2 separate regions of the Homo sapiens genome follow, and region 1 is linked to region 2. Evidence: read pairs that join two places in POLR2A ChIA-PET (ENCODE). Cell type or tissue: GM12878. All regions are shown on one strand.

What was found. Peaks named below come from ENCODE experiments on the same cell type or tissue, not always from the same donor. Only the 100,000 strongest peaks of a DNase experiment are listed, where the experiment ranks them.
Region 1: POLR2A ChIA-PET joins it to region 2 with 5 read pairs; 1 of 35 experiments calls an interaction of 5 or more read pairs at or near these places.

The regions. Positions count from the first base shown.
Region 1 is chr19:12,801,902-12,804,401 of GRCh38, forward strand. THSD8 (thrombospondin type 1 domain containing 8) reads left to right here and starts at 168. Exons shown (of 2, transcript NM_001386800.1): 1 at 168-318; 2 at 2,203-2,488. The coding sequence starts at 171. The coding sequence ends at 2,402. RefSeq lists an enhancer at 1-62, a cis regulatory region at 1-259 and a silencer at 1-246. In GM12878, no CTCF peak of the experiment used is centred here; no DNase peak of the experiment used is centred here; H3K4me3 peaks cover 728 bases.
Region 2 is chr19:10,885,499-10,887,998 of GRCh38, forward strand. All of the region lies in intron 1 of CARM1 (coactivator associated arginine methyltransferase 1), which reads left to right. Among named protein-coding and RNA genes, the nearest start is that of CARM1, 15 kb to the left of the region's middle. In GM12878, no CTCF peak of the experiment used is centred here; no DNase peak of the experiment used is centred here; H3K27ac peaks cover 475 bases.

The DNA of each region.
Region 1 (2,500 bases), 1.9 Mb after region 2:
CCCGCAGGTGCGGGGGAGCGTGCGGCCGGGTCCATGCGCCTGCGGGCGGCGGGGGGAGACGCGTTGCCTTCGGCCGGGACCACTGCACCTGCCCGCGTGGGTAATGCGCCCGCCGCAGACTCCGCGCACGACTCCGCCTGGGAGCGCGTTGGGGGCCGTTGGAGTCCAGCATGGCGCGGACCCCGGGGGCGCTGCTGCTGGCGCCTCTGCTACTCCTGCAGCTGGCGACCCCTGCCCTGGTCTACCAGGACTATCAGTACTTAGGGCAGCAGGGCGAAGGTGACAGCTGGGAGCAGCTGAGGCTGCAGCATCTAAAGGGTAACCTCAGGCGGCGGGGATGACGATGCCCAAAGGCTCCCCGTTGCCCTACTTCTCCTGCTGGCTGCAAAGGGACCTTCCTCGGCGGGCTGCAAATCTCCACCCAGCTCCGCACTGGAGGCGTCCCCTTGGGCTGGTTACTTTTCTCTAAGGCTCGGTTTACTCTTGGATATATTGAAATAGATACTGCTTTAAAGCAGCTCCCAGGGGAAGAGAGGGTGTGGGCAGGACACTGAAGCTGTCACTCGGGGATAGGTGCCAGGAAGGGCAGAGACAGAGAAAGAAGGGGGCGGGCAAGCTTGGGAAATCAGAGAGGGTCCGATTGCAGAAGACCCGTGACCAGTGCAGCGAGAACGACAAGCGAAAGTCCCATATGGAAAGATTTGGGGAAAGAATGTCCAAGGAAGAGGGAATAGCAAATGCCAAGGTGAAAAGTCCTGAAGGAGAAATGGAAAGAGGTCGGTGAGGTGTGGCAGAGACATGGGTGTGGGAGGGTAGGAGGTGTCAGACCTTGGTGAGCGGTGAGTTGGGATAAGATCGGAGTTGGGATAAGATCTGTCTCATAGGGGAAAGGGGCAGATTCAGTAAAGAGCCCTTTAAAGTGATCACAGTGGCCGGCGCGGTAGCTCACGCCTATAATCCTAGCACTTTGGGAGGCTGAGGTGGGAGGATCCCTTGGTCTCGGAGACCAGACCAGCCTGGCCCACACAGCAAGACTCCATCTCTACAAAAAATATTTTAAAATTAGCCTGACTTGATGGCCCAGCACTTTGGGAGGCCGAGGCGGGAGGACTGCTTGAGCCCAGGAATTCAAGACCAGCCTGGGCAACATGGAGAGACCCCCTACTCTACAAAAATAAATAAATAAATAAAAATAAAAAATAAATTAGCCTGCCATGGTGGCATGCGCCTGTAGTCCCAGCTACTCAAGAGGCTGATACAGGAGGACCATTTGTGCCAAGGAGTTTGAAGCTGCAGTGAGCCATGATTATGCCCTTGCATTCCAACCTGGGTAACAGAGCAAGATCTTGTCTCAAAATAAATAAATTAAATAAATAAACAAACTGATCATAATAAATTGGTTTGTATATGCTAGCACAGCACCGGGAGATTTACTTACCTTCATTATGTCAATTATGCCATTTATCACTTGACAACCCTGCTGTCAGGTGGCATTGTGCCTTCTAGGTAGGGCCATGGTCACACCCCTGAAGACAGAAGTCAGCTTCAAATGGCGGGCACCAAGGATGTTGTAGGACACTCACAACTGGGCAGGCTGGCACAGCCTGGAAGTGTCAGGTTGTAGTTCCTCTGGCCCACTTACCCCGTATATGAGCTTGGAAGGTTGGCTTGCTGTCTCTGGGTCTTGGTTTCCCCACCTGAGACTCGTGGAAATATTAAATGAGGCCAGGCATGGTGGCTGGCTCACACCTGTAATCCCAGCACTTTGGGAGGCTGAGATGGGAGTATCACTTGAGCCCAGGAGTTCCAGACCAGCCTGGGCAACATGGTGAAACACCGTCTCTGCAAAAAATACAAAAAATTAGCCAGGCACAGTGGCATGTGCCTGTAGTCCCAGCTACTTGGTAGGCCGAGGTAGGAGGATTGCTTGAGCCCAGGAGGTTGAGGCTGCAGTGAGCTGTGACTGCGCCACTGCACTCCAGCCTGGGCGACAGAGCGAGACCCTGTCTCAAAAAAAAAAAAAAAAAAAAAAAAAAAGCTTAAATGAGATAATCTGTGGCAGGGTGTCTGGCATAGAAGCAGAGTCTAGCGAATATGTGCTTCTCTTATTCGTTAGTATCTTTATCTTTCTCCCTCTCTGGGGGAGGGGATTGGGAGTAGGCCCCCTCCACGTAGGTCTTCACCTCTGCCCTCCTTCTCTAGAAGTCGAGGACTCAATCCTTGGCCCGTGGGGAAAGTGGCGGTGTCTCTGCGACCTGGGCAAGCAGGAGCGCAGCCGCGAGGTAGTGGGCACAGCGCCGGGCCCGGTTTTCATGGACCCGGAGAAGCTGATCCAGTTACGGCCCTGCCGGCAACGGGATTGTCCATCCTGCAAGCCCTTCGACTGCGACTGGAGGCTCTGAGCCCGGGTGAGAGAGCAGGGCCGGGGCAAGTTGCGGGGCCCAGGGTGGGCGCGGAGGGAGGATGTGCGGTGCGGGGCGGGTATGAAGCGAGTTTGAGG
Region 2 (2,500 bases):
TACTCCTGGCGAGGACTGCAGAAAGGCCCCTGGCCAATCAGTGCTCTCGTGAAAGAGGGATGCTCTTGTTAACCATCCCGGGCAGGGGGCATGTGAATAAATAATCAAAGACTGGGGTGCCTCTTGCAGACTGAGGGAGGGACATTCCAGAGAATTTGCTGCATTCTTCCTTGAACAGGACGGGAAGGCGAAGATAGGCTGGAGCTTCCAGATTTCCATCCTGTGCCCTTGAGGGACCCTCTGCAGGAGCCTGGCTCTGCCTTTGAGCCCTGGAGCCCCTAGATGCAGGATGATGGGATGCCTGGCTCTTACTCCCGCTCACACACTCCAAGTCTCGCTATCAGGACAGCCCCCCACAGGGAGCCACAGCAGCCACAGCTCACTCCCTCATTTTTTTTTTTTTTTTTTTTTTTTTTGAGACAGGGAGTGCAGCGGTGTGAACACAGCTCATTGCAACCTCAACCTCCCAGGTTCAGTTCATGCTCCTGCCTCAGCCTCCCGAGTAGCTGGGACGGCAGGTGGCCCCACACCTGGCTAATTTTTTTCTTTCTTTCTTTCTTTTTTTTTTTTTTTTTGAAATGGAGTTTCACTCTTGTTGCCCAGGCTGGAGTGCGATGGTGTGATCTCAGCTCACCACAACCTCCACCTCCTGGGTTCAAGTGATTGTCCTGCCTCAGCCTCCCCAGTAGCTGGGATTACGGGCATGCGCCACCACGCCCGGCTAATTGTGTATTTTTAGTAGAGACGGGTTTTCTCCATGTTGGTCAGGCTGGTTTCGAACTCCTGACCTCAGGTGATCCACCCGCCTCAGCCTCCCAGCCTGTAGCTGGGATTACAGGCGTGAGCCACCGTGCCCGGCCTAATTTTTGTATTTCTTGTAGAGACGGGGTCTCAACCATGTTGCCTAGGATGCTCTCCAACTCCTGGGCTCATGCAGTCCTCCCACCTCGACCACCCAAAGTGCTGGGATTACAGGCGTGAGTCACCATGCCCCGCCCCCTCCCTCATTTTTATCTTTTATCTTTTTTTTTCTTTTTTAGAGATGGGGGCTGGGTGCGGTGGCTCACGCCTGTAATCCCAGCACTTTGGGAGGCTGAGGCAGGTGGATCACAAGGTCAGGAGTTCAAGACCAGCCTGGCCAAGATGGTGAAACCCCATCCCTACTAAAAAATACAAAAAAAATTTAGCCGGGTGCAGTGGCAGGCACCTGTAATCTCAGTTACTCTGGAGGCTGAGGCAGGAGAATCACTTGAACCTGGGCAGCAGGAGTTGCAGCAAGCCGAGGTCGCTCCACTGCACTCCAGCCTGGATGATAGAATGAGATTCCATCTCAAAAAAAAAAAATGGGGTCTCAATATTTTGCCCACGCTGGTCTCAAACTCCTGGCTTCAAATGATCCTCTTGCCTCAGCCTCTCAAGTAGCTGGGCCTCCTGCCTCAGCATTCTGAGGAGCTGGGCCTCCTGCCTCGGTGTCCCGAGGAGCTGGGCCTCCTGCCTCGGTGTCCTGAGGAGCTGGGACTGCAGGGGGGCACCACCATGCCCAGCTCACTCCCTAATTTGTATAAGAGGAAACTGAGGCACTAAAACTTTGGTGGCAGAGTTGGGATGTGAACCCAGGTTTGGCCCTGATCCGTTCACTTGGCCATCAGCCCTGCAGCCCCTCCTGCCACTTTTCCCACTCTCTGACTCCTCCACAGGGCAGTGCAAGGCCATGGAGGAAGTGCCTGCCCAAGGCTTACCCCTGCTGCTCCTGGTCCTTGTCCTGTGTCACCGTGTTGGCCATAGCGACCTCTTCCAGAGCTCGCCAAAGCCAGGGTCCCGTCTCCCCTGGTTCCTGCCGTGTGCCTGATTTCTTTGTGGCATCAGTAGTGTCTGCCCCCTTCGCCTGTGCCACATCTGGAATCACATCTGGCGAAGCAGCCTGCAGGTCCTGGGGCGGAAGGCGGCCTTCCTAACCCAAACATACTGTTCTCTGAGCCTTGGTGGGGCCAGAAGGGCTCCTGGAGCGCCCTGGGACCTGGCAGAGGGCCTTCCTGCAGCTTTGTGGCCCAGGACATCCTGTGTCTCTGGCTGATGGTCAAAACCTTTCCTTATTCTTTATTTTTTTTTAAATGTTTTACTTTTTGTAGAAGCAGGGTCTTGCTTTGTCACCCAGGCTGGTCTCAAACTCGTGGTCCCAAGCCATCTCTCTGCCTTGGCCTCCCAAAGCACTGGGATTACAGGCATGTGCCAGCATGCTCTGACTCAGACTCTTTCAAGAGGTGCACTAGGCAGGGACTTCAAGTGGGCCTCAGCCCCAGGGCAGCTTCTCCCTGACCCAACTTCGATTTCCTCCATTGGAGGCTGCCTCCGCTCCAGCCTCTCTGGAGCGCCCCCCTGTACTCCCCTCCTCTGGGTGAGGCCCTTTTGCCAGCCTGAAGGCAGGCCCCAGCCCAGCTTGCTGCACTGAGCTCTCTGTCCTTGGCAATGAGAGCCAGGGTGTGGAGGGTCCCAGTCGCTC